Linked DNA regions of Mus musculus: region 1 is linked to region 2. A link is a loop called in an ENCODE intact Hi-C map of the cell type or tissue named here. Cell type or tissue: heart. All regions are shown on one strand.

Region 1 (8,000 bases), 86 kb before region 2:
GTTCTTTCTCTTGGGTGACACAGCACTATTCTAAAACTGGCTGTAGACTGACCAACGCTGAGTGGAGGAGAAGGCTAAAGAAACTGAAGCATTTGCAAAACACGAAACAGAAGACGAAGAACAGATTCAGTTCACTTAAACACATCATCTTTCTTAGTAATTCTATTTAGAGTCAGAGTAAACATTCCTGTGACAGAAATATTTGGATTACTGGGTCATGAATAGTGATGGCTTCATACTTGAAAAATAAGTACAGCCCTGCATCTCAACTCCATTCTAGAGAAATTTGTTTGTTGAGTCCAATTGTGACACTTAAAGTTCAGTGATGTTAAGCACATCGAATTCCAACATCAAAAGGGGGATAGGGAAGAAGGGAGGGAGGGAAGAAAGGAGAGAGAGGGGAAGGGGGAGGGGGGAGAGGGGAGAGGGGAGAGAGAGAGAGAGAGAGAGAGAGAGAGAGAGAGAGAGAGATCCTATTTCCCAACTTTCTCTCCCCTTTTTACAGTCTACAGTCAGTGAGAGATGCTGTGGAATGAGTCTGCTCCAATAGTACTGCAATGTGTGTGACTTGACTTGAAGAACTGTGAGTGAGGTCTACCAGCAAGGAATCACCCTTAAATTAAAATGAGGTGGATAGCAAGAGAAGTGCCATGTAGCAGGATGACATAAAATTAAGGGCAGCTTTCAGTTCAGTGTTTTGTATTTGATAGACTACTTTTCTATAGACCAGTGTTTTTTCAATCTTTCTACTTCAGTGACACTTTAATACAGTTCTTCATGTTGTAGAGACCCTAATCATAAAATTATATTTTTGTTGCTACTTCATAACTGTAATTTTCCTATTATGAATCATAATGAAAATATTTTTGGAGATACAAGTTTGCTAAAGGGGTTGCTACACGTTGAAAACCACAGATCTAGGGTATACATATGTTTATATGGAGGGCTTTGTCCATATGTGTCTATATGGGTGTCTTCTCTCATTTTCTGACTTGTTTTTAGAGACAAGGGTTCTTACCGAACTTTGATCTCACCAATCGGCTAGACTAGCTATCTGGTATAGCTTTAACTGTCTACTTAACACAACCTAGAATTACCTAGGAAGAGAGTCTTAAATGAAGAATTAACAAAATCAGGTTGGGTTAAGGTCACGATTTTAGGGGTCCTGTCTTGATTGCTTAATTGATATAGGAAAACCCAGCCCACTGTGAGCAGTGCCATTCTCTAGACAGGTAGTCCTGAATAGTATGAGAGAAGAGAAAGCTAGCCTAGAGCAAGGAAGGAAGGAAGGAAGGAAGGAAGGAAGGAAGGAAGGAAGGAAGGAAGGAAGGAAGGAAGCAAAGACCCATGGGTTTGACCTTTCTTCTCTTGACTGTGAATGTGATCTTTAAATTCCTGACTTGACGTCCCCACAATATGAATTGCAACAGTGAATTGTGAGCCAAATAAACCTCTTTCCATATGTTATTTTTAATCACAGTAATAAAAATAAAACTAGACCACTGTGGTGGTTTCAATAAGAATGGTCCCATTGGCTCATATGTTTGAATGTTTAGTCACCAGGTTGTGGGACTACTTGAGATTAGAAGGATTAAGAGGTGTGGCCCTGTCAGAAGAAGTACGCCACTTGGGATGAGCTATGAGGTTTCAAAAGCTCACTCTACGCTATCTGCCTGTAAAAGAGGATGTAGCTCTCAGCTTTTTCTAAGGCCATCAGTACTGCCATACTCCCACCATGCCCCCATCATGATAATGGGTTGACCCTCTGGATCTGCAAGCAAGCTGCCAATTAAATGCTTTCTTTTATAAGAATTGTATTGTTCATGATGTTTCTTCACAGAATTGGAACACTGACCAAGACAAGCTCTTTGCAATATAGTGAAAAAAAATATTTAATGCCCATAAACTTCTCATTGTACACGTATAACATGCAGTATTCAAAGCAATTTAAAGATATGAACCCAGTCCTTCCAGGCCCGGAAGGTGGTGCTATTATACCAGAGAGGCCCAGACCTGAAGCTGCTGTTTGCACTCATAGGAGACTCACCCTTGACCTCTCATCCTTAACTCCAAATATGTGACTACAGCATAAAGCTTCCCACGGTAGGCCTTCCTTTTGCTTGGCAGAGATATCGATAGCTTGAGCAGTTGAGTCTAGTATAGTCACATGAGAAAAGGGGTAATAAGATAAGGTATAAGGGGATCCCTAGAAGATCTCATATAAGCAAGTAGTGAGGCCTGGAGAGTTTTCTCGCTCAAGGCTAGCAATTCTGGTCTGCTGTTGAGTTTCCTAACAAAACCAAACCATCTTCTGCCTGTTGTAAGTGCACATTGCAGTGCTTAATCATAATGCCCATGAGCACTCTATCAGGAGGATTGTGTTATCTGATGACATAATAAAAGCAGAATGAGTAACTAAATGTAATCTCCTCTTAGATCCAGCCATAATAGTTTCTTCCAAATAAATTCTTCCTTAGTTTGGATAATATAATCAGCCTAAAAAATCCAGAATAGTGGTGTAGCAGGAGATATGGATCTGAACATGAGTGCATCTACCCCATAAATAATTATGTGAGGTTAAAGAGGGGCTAGATACAGTCAGTGTCTAATATATAAGTAAGGATTTAATGCTATGTCTTATTAATTTTTTAGGGTAGCTTATCTATAAAACTACCCTGGCATATGAACCCTTACAAAGTCCTGCCAATTTATATTTAAAACAAGCCTCATAGGCAAGCCCGCCTGCATGCCACCACACTCCTGGCCGTGATGATCATTGACTAACTTTCTGACATTGTCAACCAGCCCTAAATTAAATGCTTTATTATACAAGTGTCCCTGGCTGTGGTGTCTCCTCACATCAATAGAACCGTAACTAAGAAACCTTATATGCAACGCATACAGATTTATAATAAAGCTTGCCATACAAAGCATTTTATAACGACCACATGAAGAAGGAAAAATCAATAAAATCATTTCCACTTTATAAGTCTAAAAGAAGGCCAAATGGAACTATTTTACCTAGATTTCCTTACAGCTGAGTGAACACCGAATGAGACCTCTCCTTCTGGTTCCTAGGACTCCTGTCTCCCTGCAGGTTTGAATTGCTGTCAGGGCTTGCATTCTCACAAAAGTGGTTGAGTGAGACACATCAGGCAAGAAGATCCCCTCACTTAATATGGGTGAATTCCTTGCTTTGTCATTCTGGGACAAGGTGACCCTTTGGAATGCTATACTGTGGGCTCCAGGCTCCTTTTCTTTAGTAAAAATGACAAAAAAAAAAAAAAAAAAAAAAAAGAGGAAAAGAGAACATCCTCCATCTGACCACTAGATGGTGCTAGAAGTAGTTTTTAAAAATAGTCTCAAAAATTATATATGCGATGAATCACAGGGTTTGAAAGATGTTTGCTGTATAATAGAGTCTATGCATCTCTCACAAACAGGAGCACGTCTACCCCATCATCAAAGGGGAGAACTCCTTTCAAAGCTACTCTCTTATTCAGTTAATTACATTTCTGACAGGACAGGTGTCCTTTCTAATCACAACTCTAGCTCAGAAGGCAAGATTCTGATTCTGCGTAGGAATCTGCATGCATGTTTCATTTTCCATATGCTTTGCTGCGACTTTCGCTTTCAGTTGCTATCACGATTAGTTTTCAATGTGACATGTTGGAAGAGACCAAATGCCTGCGCCAAGGCATTAGTCTTAATAAATGTGTCTTATTATGCATACACCCTACAATGCGATGTTCTAGAGATGAGCCACAACAGACATGATCTCAGGAGCAAATCTCTGCGACATACAGCCGAGGGAGGAGGCCACGCACACGTCAGTGAATGCCTCACATTAATGGACTCTTATTTTCTAATGCTGGAGATTTGTTCAAGTCAAGTCAGTGTCCTGGTCTCTATGGCTATGAAAATGAGTGAACCCTCGAGTGTCTCGAAATTACTACTGTTTTCTTCCATAACCGTTCCAATACTGTTGAGAGCAAATATCTTTCTTTACTACCAGAAGAAGGCTAGGGGAATGCTTGATTTGAAATTCAACATCCATTGTATATCTCCCCAAACCACTGACCTCTCCCACCCCTGTGTGTTTGTGTGTGTATATGTATGTGTGTGTATGTGTACGTGCACATGTGTATATGTGTGTGTGTGTGTATCTGTATGTATTGTATGTGTTTGTGTGTGCATGCGTGTGTCTGTCTCTATGTGTGTGTATGTGTGCATGTGTGTGTACAAGCATTTGTGCACATGCATGTGTGCACATATGTGCGCATGCACATGTGTGTGTGTGCCTGTGTATATATGTGTGCGTATCTGTGTGTATGTGTGTGTGCATGTGTACATCTGTGTGTGTTTGTGTGTATATATATATGTGTGTGTGCACATGTGTGTGTGTGTATATATGTGTATGTATGTGTCTATGTATCTGTGTATATGTGTATATACATGTGCCTGTCTGTGTGTGTGCAGGTGTGTGTGCAGGTGTGTGCCATGCATCTTCCTCTATCATTTTTGAGATAGGATCACTAACTGGGCCTGGAGCTTCTCACTGGGTTTTGCCTGGTTGGCCAGAAAGCTCTGTGGATCCTACTTTTGCCCATCCTAGTCTTAGGATCACAAGCGTGTACAGCTGTGCCTGACTTTTCACATAAGTGCAAGGGGTAGGTTTTTACTGCTGTGATAAAACACCATGACCGAAAGTAACTTGGGAAGGGAAAGGTTTGTTTCAGCTTACAATTCTCAGGTCGCACTCCATCAGTTAGGAGAATCAGGGCAGGAACTCAGGGCAGGAACCTGGAGCTAGGAGATGAGGCAGGACTTCCAGGGGCCCTGCATGCAGGCTAAGAGATGCAGGAGCGGGAGAAGGAGAATCACCATGCTTCAGAAGGAGAAAAGCCACCAGTCACGTGAGATCTAGGGTAGAGTGGCCATTGGCCACTTCACCGACTGGGCCTGGGGTAGCAGGTCGGAGTTTAGAAACAGAACTAAGCTGAGGGAAGGTTTAGGGCATTGAGCTGGGACTAAAGGTAACTGAGCAACTGAAGCTAAGGGCAGATTTAGGGAGCTGAGCTAGGAGCAAAAAGAAGGGTATGACAGCCAAAGGAGGTTTAGAAGAGCCTGGCCATTGAGCTAAAGCAATATAAAAATAAGCTGGTGTGTGTGTGTGTGTGTGTGTGTCCGTCCACAGATCCAGAGGAACCCGCCAGAGGCTTAAAGTGCTGTAGCAAAGACTACATACAACAGTAGAGGTTCAGAAAGAGATCAAGGTGGAGATCTTGCGATTTTGTTCCTAAAGGCAGATGCACTTTGGATTTACTAGGTAACAACCAAGTTCTTTGTGCTCCTGTTATTCCTTTGCGTGACAGAGTAGCTGACAACGCTGCACTAAATTACAAAATAAAAGAAAAAATAGACAAAGGTCTGAATATTAGTCAAAACTACTACATTTCTTCCTTTGAAACTCTCAGGTTTTGCTTCTTTTTTTTTTCTTCGGTGTTCAGATCTAAATAAAAATATCCACCAAAGTCCGCTGCAATCCAGACAGGGGCTCTTCCTCGCTGGTCTAGGTTTAGTCGCTGTGTCTCACACATCCTCACTCTCCTTTGTATGGTACATGCATAAAAGAAACACAACAGTTAGCGAGATTCATTTCCTCTGGCTTGAAGGCAGAATCACTGAAATGAAGAAACTGCCTGGGGAACTAACCAATGAGAAGAACAGAAGAAACCTGGGAGAGATACAGAGAGAGGCTTCTCACCATTGATTTCCTGCTCCATCCTTGGGCTGTCAGCACTGAGATGCTCCTCCAAAGAAACACTGAGAACACATCTGAAGAGGACAAACTGCAAGCCTGCCTGAGAGAAGTGCTCCAACCTGCCTACATAAAGACCAACCAACAACCCGAGAAAGGGCTCAATTGTCTGCTGCTGCTGCTGTTGTAGTGTTTTTTAGTTTGTTTTTGTTTTTGTTTTGTTGTCTTTGTTTTTCGGAGCATTGAGGTAGAAAGACCTTTGGCTACATGGGAAAGCTCCCACAAGCAGTTTCTGCTGCTGGAGATTTGTTTATAGCTTTCTAGCATACATGTGGATAGGAATCTAATACTTCTTATTTTAAAAAAAATGGCTACAACTTGAAGGAATGAGATGGCTTCCCTACTTCTCTGGCTCTTGGTTTCTGACCTGTAGCATTAGATCAATAGTTACATCACAGTGAGGAAGTAGGTAAGCCAGTCTGCATTGGCAAACCCCTCTGATGATTGGCAGGGCTCTCCAGCCATTACTCCAACACTCTCCACTAACGACCTTTCCATTTTCAATAATCTTTAACATTCAAAACGGTGGTGATGATTACGTTGTATCACTTTCCTCTCCCGTGGCTGCTGCAAAAGGTCTCACAAATGCAACTTAAGATGGACAGGTTTCATGGAAGGAGTTACAGAGAAAAAGTTTGGAGCCGAGACGAAAGGATGGACCATCTAAAGACTGCCATATCCGGGGATCCATCCCATAATCAGCTTCCAAACGCTGACACCATTGCATACACTAGCAAGATTTTGCTGAAAGGACCCTGATATAGCTGTCTCTTGTGAGACTATGCCGGGGCCTAGCAAACACAGAAGTGGATGCTCACAGTCAGCTATTGGATGGATCACAGGGTCCCCAATGGAGGAGCTAGAGAAATTACCCAAGGAGCTGAAGGGATCTGCAATCCTATAGGTGGAACAACAATATGAACTAACCAATCACACCCCCCCCCCCCCCAGAGCTGGTGTCTCTAGCTGCATATGAATCAGAAGATGGCCTAGTTGGCCATCAGTGGAAAGAGAGGCCCATTGGTTGTGCTAACTTTATATGCCTCAGTACAGGGGAATGCCAGGGCCAAGAAGTGGGAGTGGGTGGGTAGGGAAGTGGGTGGGGGAGCATGTGGGGGACTTTTGGGATAGCATTGGAAATGTAAATGAAATAAATACCCAATTAAAAAAAAAGATTTATTTATTTATTTTATATAAGCACACTGTAGCTGTCTTCAGACACACCAGAAGAGGGCATCAGATCTCATTATGGATGGTTGTCAGCCACCATGTGGTTGCTGGGATTTGAATTCAAGACCTCTGGAAGAGCAGTCAGTGCTCTTAACCACTGAACCATCTTTCTAGCCTACAAAGTGTTTTCTTTTGAAAATAATTTAATAAGAAGTAGTTTGCTCAATGTCCCATCACTTGCAAATGGCAGAGAGAGGTTTTTTTGTTTTGTTGTGTTGTTTTGTTTTTTAATGCAGATATACAGTTTCCCCAACACCTTTTGTTGAAATAGTTCTTTTCCTTTACAATAAAAGTCTGAGCTTTTGTTGCAAGTCTTCTGATCATCTTTATGGGAGTTTATGTGTTCTGTGATCGAGCTGATGATCTGTGTCTCTTTAGGAATTATGGTTTTATAGTTATCAGAAATCAGGAATCTGAGACCTCTGTGTTTTGTATGGCTTTTTTTCTTCTTCCCAATTTCCAGATTGTATTGGCTATTTAAGGCTCTTTGAGATTCTATACACATTTAGGCTAGATTTTCCTGTTTCTGCACAAAAGGCCACTATGGTGCTGATGATAGGATCAGCAGATCACCTTAATATTACAGACTTTTAAAAAATAAGCATTAAGCCTTTTACACAATAAACATGGGATGGACGGGTTTACTTTGGCTTTCCGTTTAAGGGTACAGCCTATGGGGTAGCAGCAGGTGTGTAAGGTCACAGCTCCCATGGCACCCACAGTAAGGAAATAGAAAGAGATAAATGCTCGTGTCCAGCTGCCTTTCTTCTTGCCATTCAGGATGGAGGCCCAGCTGGGAGACAGTGACACCACATTCAGAGTGGATCTTCCTTACTTAATAAACATCCTCACAGAACTCCAGTCAGGTTAATGCTAAGGACGAGCCATCTCATCACAACTAGGGGTGATGATCTTGTACTGAAGTTTAGTGCTAAAATGAGGTTCCACC
Region 2 (8,000 bases):
TGTTTGGTGTTTGGCATTCTTTTGGTTGAAGAAAATTCTAGAGTGAATTTTTTTCTTTTTTTTTTTTAACACCAGCAGCCAATAAGTTTCAGATGTTTTCCAAGAAGCAGGCTTTCTGAAGCTGAAGTGGAATTTTCTGTGCCGGTCTACAAATAACAGTTAACATATGCGTAAGTCACAAACGAGGCAGGACTCAGGAAATGCCTAGTAAGGAAGTAAAGGAAGCTAAAAGTTAAGTAATAAAGCGTTTCCATCTACATTTCCTAGGAAACATTGAAGCATTTAAAGAAAGATGTACCCCACCTACTTCTCAAGGACATCGCTATTACAAACCGCCAAAAGGTGGCTTTAAAATGAAGGAAAAGCAGCTTTGAAATTCAGTGACATCTGTCATAAATTCAAAGCGTTCAAGAAAAATAACAAAAAGAAAAGTTATAGTCTCATAAATTAACCAAAAGTAGACTCTTCCGTGACTTCATAGCATCTAGAGATTGACTCACACCGTGAGTTGAAGCCTCCTTTAAAGATGGCCCTGCCCTTGTCATCTGTCATCGTCCTCTGTCCATGAGTCAACACAATCTTCATAGTTTTGCTAACAAGTGAACGCTCTTCCGTGGCGGTCTTCAAATGCTCACCATCTTAATCTACAGTGACTTGGTGGGGGTTCTTCAAGTTGTGGCTTCAGAAATGATTAGGCCAATGGTCGAGTTCGTTTTTTCTTTAGAGCATATATTGTGGTAGAAACCAAGCAGCCTGATTTCTCTGGGATGCAACAGGGCATCCTGCTAGCCATGTGGATCACTTGAGCATCCTTCAGTGACAGCCAACTTGAGTTTAAGAGAAACCCTACTCGCTTCCTACCTACTTACCTATCTACCTGAGCTATGAGCCTGAAAAACACCACAGTGTCCCCCGAGGTGTCAGTACTGACAACAGCAACCATGCTGCCACCCAAGATAAAATTCTGCTCCAAGTACTATTAAGCAGGCTCAGAAACTCCCCCCAAGTCTACATAGATAAAAGGCACCTCCTGCAGGTCCCAAAGGTATCTTGCCACCCAGTTCGGTGGGTTTTCCATCACGACTTCCCAAATAATTTGTTTTTCACCTCTTTTAGTTTTCTTCTTTATACTTGACAATGAGGGGCCTGCATTTGTCTGGCAGGCATGAACAGAGTGCAGTAGTAAAATGGACATTTTATGTTCCCTGGATTTGTGTTGTACCCTATACTTCACAAGTAAAAATAGTGCAACTATACCCTCGGTATTAATACAGAATGATCTGTTTCCAACTCTTTGCTTTCTTTCTTTGTTTTCCTTCCTTCCTTCCTTTCTTCCTTCCTTTCATTCTTTCTTTTCTTTTCTTTTCTTCCTTCCTTCCTTCCTTTCTTTCTTTCTTTTTTCTTTCTTTTCTTTTCTTTTGCCTTCCTTCCTTCCTTCCTTCCTTCCTTCCTTTATTTTGTATGAAACTGTGTAATATAGCTCAGGCTGGACTTGGGCTTACAATGTAGTTAGCCAGGCTGGCCTTGAACCCCTGGCCCCCTTCTCTGCCTTTCTAGTGCAGGATTATAGGTAGTCCACCACACCAAGCATAAATGCACACTTTAAAAAGAAAAAGCCTCACTACTTGACACAGGCAGGCCCAGAACTCTTCATGTGAAGCAGGCTGGACTGAAGCGTGACATAATTTTACTGCCTCCGCCTCCTGAGTGCTTAGAGTCTAGGTATGGACCCAATACTGGACCAGTGTTCTCCTAATTCTATGAACAATTAAACCCCATGTCAAGTATTTTTAAGAAGCATATGATACTATATTCTTTTAAATTCTTCCGAAATAATTAGTTTGGAAACATAGTCACCAACTCAGAATCAACTTAGCAGGTCTTGACATGGAACTCTGGAGGAATCCTTGAATTTGGGAGTCTTATCATTCATTCTCTTGGATTTAAGAAAGAGATACGGACTTTTTTCTTTCTTTCTTTCTTTCTTTCTTTCTTTCTTTCTTTCTTTCAGATTTTAAAACTGACTTTTGTTTCTGATGTGTAAATCCTCAGCTCTCGTAGACTTCTAACATCTTAAAAGCGATTTTCCCTCACTGCAATGAAGGTAGCCTCTAAAGGATAAAGGGCAGAACTCTTTAAGTAGGTTTAGGAAGTTTGGCAGCTTATGTAATACCTCTCCCAGTCACCGGGTCACTCCGCACTGTTTTCACTCTGGCTCCCATTCGGACCACATGGAAGTTAATTTTAGTTTTGCAGAAAGGAGAGAGAGGCCGACCACAGACGCCCAGGATAAACTCAACTCAGACTTACCTTCCTGGTTTCCTGGGTACTCGCAGAGAGAAGGAAGCATTGTTTGTCCTGCCGGTATCCTTCTTCACATCTGCTAGCCTGAGTTTGAGAGGGTGTGTGTGGGACAGTGCCAGAGACGTCCGCTGCAATCTTCTTAGTCCCTCGGAGTGTCAGGGTCTGGTAAAAGAGACAGATCGCCACCACCAAACCCACCAGGAAAGGTCGGGGGCAAAATCGCCGGCGACAAAGGAACCCGGGTCGACAGACCATGACCAGTCCAGGATCACTTGGCCCCTGGCCACGTTGTCAGTGTGAAAAAAACACACATCTGTCTTCTTTTTACACAATTCCAATCAAGTTCGCCCCATCTCCGCTTGAAAACTTTCCGAAGGTTCATGCCAAAGATTCATAGGACCCAGCGGTCAGAGGTGGTTAATAGCCCTTAAATGAAGGACAGTAAGAAGTGACTGGCCAGATTTTTTTTTAAGATGTCAAAATAAAGATAGTTATAAGAAATCATCCGAATGCATCCCCAGCTACCAAGAGTTCCTTCCGGTAATGCCTTACTTCCACAACATTCTTAAAGTCAGGAGTTCAGCTTGTCTCCTCTTTTGGGGCAAAAAGAAAGCACCGTAAAGCGGGTCTGGAGGCAGAAACCAGCCGAAGACGCAGTCGATTTAACGCGAAGTGCCTGTTGCACAGCTGGGCGCCGGCCAGGTTGTCCTAGCAGTTTCTCATTTTCCCTCCGGTTTTAAAGCCATCCCGCTCCCAGCCTTTTATGTTGTAGAACTGCTGCTTCCTTTCGTTCAGTTTTAAATTGCCACTTTGCTGCTAGCATTCACGGCTTTTAACATAAAAAAGGGGGATAGCAGTTTGGCTGTATGTGGTTACTGTCAGGGCTTTGCTTGCGTTTGGTCTCATTCCGTTTCAAGTTCAAAGTTCTGTGTACTTACTCAGTTTTCATCCTTTTAGCCAGATTTTTTTTTTTTCATGATCCCCTAATGGATTGCTGATCAAAATCACTTGGAAGGAAACACCCAGGCGTAGGACTCCGCTTCATCTCACTCTCACGCACGGACAGACACGCGCAGACTCGCGGAGACACGCGCGTGCCAGCTGCACACAGGGCCGAGAGCCGGAGGACCTGGGCCATCGCTGCCACCCAGGCCGAGCGGGGCGGAGCTAAACTAAGGCTTTTTCTGGCCTTGGGGGCTGTCCGAGCCGCGTTATAAGTTTCTGCCCCAGCAAAGGGTAGGCTACTAATGTGCATGGGAACAGCAGTTGGCACCCATATCCCAACTTGGAACGTGGCTACCTATCCAGACCCGCAGAATTAGAAATATACTTGATCTCTGATCCTCTGTGTCACTGCGTTTTCCTAATACAGAATAACAAATGGCTTCTAGTCAATAGATGCTAAAGGTCGAGGAAGAGATGAAGGCCGACTCTGAGCTAACCGGGAGGCTTATCACTCCAGGGAATTGTGGTCTCGCCTAAGAGGACAAGAGAGTCATCCGGACAGTCTGGACCACTGAAGAGGAAACATTCCGTGTAACTAAAAGTCCCCTCTCCATTCCAACAGAGTCCTTCCGCCGTTATTACCGCTCTGTGGTTCTCCGAGGCAAATAGTCTGATGCCTAGCTCTTCAAATGAACTGACTGTAGTAGGTATTGAAGTTCTAACTTTTGCCCAGGAGAAAGGAGTACCCAGCAGGCTTTTTAATTCCATACCAACCCTCTCACGGGCATCACTTTTGGCTCAGCAGGATGAGGGACCACCGAAGAGAACCTCCAGGTTCTTGCTTTGGCAGCTCTAGGAACGACTAGTTTAAGCTCACGGGGACATTCTTCAAATACCTAGATGGTTTCTATACTTTAGGTCTAACCAAACTTCTTATAGGCAGATGTTCTCCCTTGAGGCCACACCCCTAGAGTAAACCCATTCCAGACTCAGAGATTACACTCTAATATTTTGTGAGAAAGAGCGCCCCCTAGAGGTTCACAGCTACAAAAGATTCAGAAAATGGACATCTCTTGCTAGTAAGAAACTTGAGTCAGCTTGGGATAGATGAGCAGAGAGAGAGGAGGGGGAGGGAGAGGGAGAGACACAGACACAGAGAGAGACAGAGACAGACACAGAGAGAGACAGACACAGAGAGAGACAGAGACAGAGACACAGACAGAGAGACAGAGAAGGAAAAGGAGGAAGAAGAGAAGAGGGACAAAAAAGAAAAGAAAAAAAAACAAAAGAAAAAATAAAAAAGAAAAGAACAGAATAAAAAAACAAAAAAAGAAGAAGAGAAGAGAAAAGGAAAGTTTGCACCTTAAAAACAAATTAATTAGGTCAATATAGAATAAACAATAACTTACCTCAGTCTATTTACATATAGTCTATAAAATGTTTTACTACTATTTAATATATAAATTCAGTCTTCAATACCATGACAAATAAGGGAATGGGAGAAAATTAACCTGGTTTTCACATATAGACATTGAAAGAGCATCACTGCTGCATGCCACAGGTTTTGTGTGGATGTAATATATTTTGAAGGCCAATAGGAATTACTAGACCTCTAAACTGGAATGGTTTCTATGTTAATAAGACCCAGAGTATGGTAAAGCTGTTTACTGGGTGTTATGAGCAGTATAGGTAGTTGTTAATTATTAACCCTAGAATTATGAAAAAAAAATCAAGTTTTGAGGAAGGAAGAATCCTTTTTTTGGAGGGAGGAATTATTAAGTCACTGAGTCAGATTACAGAAGAGTAAATTGGATGCTAACTAGAATTGCCTTTAGGTTGGGAGAAGGGAAACGCAACAGAAGAGAAAAAGTTTACACAACATTGTAGCTTTCTTTTGGCTAAGAGGAAACTAGAAAGGATTCTGATAAGTTGAAGAACTCAATTCCCTATCTTGACTACAGAGTCCAAGGGAGCAGAAGACAGTAGTAATAATATTAGAAATAGTTATAGTATTAGAAAAAGAAGGGGTTAATTAGAAGAAGAACGTGGCAAAGGAAGCACAGCTCCCGGTGGACTGAGACTCCTGGGACCACATCAGATGTTAGAGTCAATCCACTACGGACATAGATCATCACACTCACCACCTCTTACAAGCTGTCCTGAAATAAATGCTTTGGAATATGAAATCTAAGTCCATCATTTGTGAGATCAGAGTCCCCCCTCCGAGTACTGATGGCCCAGGTGAGATGGTCCATGGAAGGCACCTAAGCATCCTGAACAGCTGGCAGGTGGATGAGAGCGGATGCACATCTGTTAGGTGCTAGATCCTCAGGCTCAGTCCGAGCAGAGCTTAGAATGTGGTGAGGTGTCGGACTCGTGAGCAGATCATGGAAATGGTGAGCCACGGGGAACACAAAAGAAGCAGATACAAACTCTGTCCCTAATTGTTCTCTTTCCATTATTCTTTGTGATGAAGGGGAACAGACGGTTTGAGAGGATGGCTTTAGTCATGCCTGACGATCAAATATTGTGTTCTCAAAGTCACAGTTTTGATGGCTAGATAAAGATAGAGATATTGGACATATTAACGCAGCACCCTGCAATGTTTCTATACATGCATGTAGCATGTTATTTACAAGTCAGCCTAAACATATATAATGACTCAATGCTTATCATTTCTTTGGGGTAAAAACATTAAGAATTTTGCCTTTAGGTTCCTCACAAATGGGATCATATGGGCTTTACTTTTTATACTCGTCCTTTCCCACCTAGCATAATGATCTCCAATTCTACCCACATTGTTGGAAATAACAGGATCTCATTCTCTTCTTTTATTGGAATAAAATGATGTAAGCATAGCTCATTGTCTTCACTCACCAGCTGAAGAACACAGTAGTCATTTCTATCCTTGGCTGTTTTAACTAATGCTGTGAACAAGAGTGCGGATGTCCTTTAAACACATTGTCTTGTATCCTTGATTCTGTGCCCAGCAATGGCACTGAGTGACTGATAGTAGTTCTATTTTCAAAGTTTTGACACATCTGCAGCCCTTTTCCCCACTAGCTGTAGTAACTTACATGGTCACCAACACTCCACATTCTTACCGTTCTTGCCATTTTGGCCTTGTACCATGACCATCCTAAATGGGGTGAGGTGGCATCTTGCTATGGTTTTGATTTGTGTCTTCCTGGCATTAGAGAAGCTGATCACTCTTCTAGATGCTAACAAGTGATTTGACCTCTTCTTTTGACAAATGTCTAAATGCAACCATTTTTTTCCCAATGGAATTGTTTTGTTTTTTGCCATTGAGTTCTTTGTCTTCTTTCTATATGAGTTATATTTGAGTGGGAGGCTAGGCAGAGTTAGATTGGAGTCTATACAGGAAACAATAAAGACAGAGACCATATTGGCTCAGTGGTGGGAGTGGGAGGGCATATCTGTAGTACAATTGTGAACCTGGGGTTTTGGCATTGTTTCAAACCAGATGCTTTTGTGATCTAGTTCATAAAGTAACCTTTACACACACACACACACACACACACACACACACACACACACACTTCTTTAAAAGTAGGCATTTAGCAGCATTGTGAGGAGAGAGTGGCAAACATGTACTCTAATATCAATGTTGTACAACATAGAACAATCTTCCACAAAACAAAAACCTTCAGTGTTCTTTCCAACATATAAAATATGATCTTTTTATGACACATATAGCTACTTTTGGTTTTGGTATGCACTTGAGGTACTTGAGTTTGACTCAAATATTCAATGAAGGCTTATTGTTTGGGAATCAAACTCAGAGCCTTGGACATAGTAGGTAAGCATTCTACCACACACCTACCCACAATCCTTGGGTTTTGTTTGTTTTTTGTTTTCTGTTTGGTTGGTTTTGGGGACAAGGCCTCACTATGTGGCCCATGGAGACCAAGAGCTCGCTATGGACCTCTTATTTCAGTTTTCCAATTGCCCAGCTTATGAAAACTGCATTTTAAGGTATTGATTTTTAAAACCATGTGCAGATAAAAATATGTGTAAAAAGATTTCAGTGCTGGACCAGGGATTCTCTGAATTTCAACTTCATCATAAACCAGGGGCACCACGATCAATAGATGGCCTCAAAGGTCACCTGGTGATCCAAAAGTTTTGTTTCTGTAACACCTTTCAATAGGAACAACCTCTCTGATGCAGTCTTCCGAGCCCTGCTGGCTTATGTCAGGGAATAGCTTTTCTCTACAAGAAGGTCCTTGATTGTGATAGTGTAAAATCTGGTTGCAACTACTCACGGTGGTGTCCCACGTCAAATCTTGGGAATGCTGTTAGCAGTAAGTGGTCCGATAAAAATCAGACTGCCTTCTCAGCTCTTATCATTTCTTATGCTGTGCTCTGTCTTGAATTTTCCCAATAAACTCTAAATACGAGTTGGTAGTTTTAAATCATGAGTCATGTATTAATTAAATCTGTTCAAAGGTATCCTAGACACTATGGAAAACAGAAGACATGTGACAGATACTATAAATGACTAGGGTATGACACACCGATAAAACTGGTCCAAGCAGGATGACTTATCAGCTTCAAAATCTTAGTGGTCTAATGTAGTAAAGCTCACATGTCAACTTTCTATTACTTCTCAGTTTCCTTAAGACTTTTGATGACCTCACAGACTCTTAGATATCCACTGAGGGTCTCTACAACTTATTAGCACAAGAGGAACAAGAAAGAACTGGTTATCTCTTAGGAGGAGAGCTTCA

Evidence for each region. Peaks named below come from ENCODE experiments on the same cell type or tissue, not always from the same donor. Only the 100,000 strongest peaks of a DNase experiment are listed, where the experiment ranks them.
Region 1: a loop joins it to region 2, with 7 times the contacts of the local background. A loop is called at or near these places in 24 of 42 quality-filtered maps.

Annotation. Positions count from the first base shown.
Region 1 is chr6:22,066,951-22,074,950 of GRCm38, reverse strand. The region is part of intron 4 of Cped1 (cadherin-like and PC-esterase domain containing 1); the gene reads right to left. Among named protein-coding and RNA genes, the nearest start is that of Cped1, 85 kb to the right of the region's middle. In heart, CTCF peaks have their summits at 1,988, 3,338 (motif pointing right) and 7,052 (motif pointing right); no DNase peak of the experiment used is centred here.
Region 2 is chr6:21,981,370-21,989,369 of GRCm38, reverse strand. It overlaps Cped1 (cadherin-like and PC-esterase domain containing 1), which reads right to left and starts at 3,460. Exons shown (of 22, transcript NM_001081351.1): 1 at 2,311-3,460. The coding sequence starts at 2,559. In heart, a CTCF peak has its summit at 4,274 (motif pointing left); DNase peaks (open chromatin) are centred at 2,419, 3,029, 3,449 and 4,099; H3K4me3 peaks cover 2,870 bases; H3K27ac peaks cover 2,026 bases.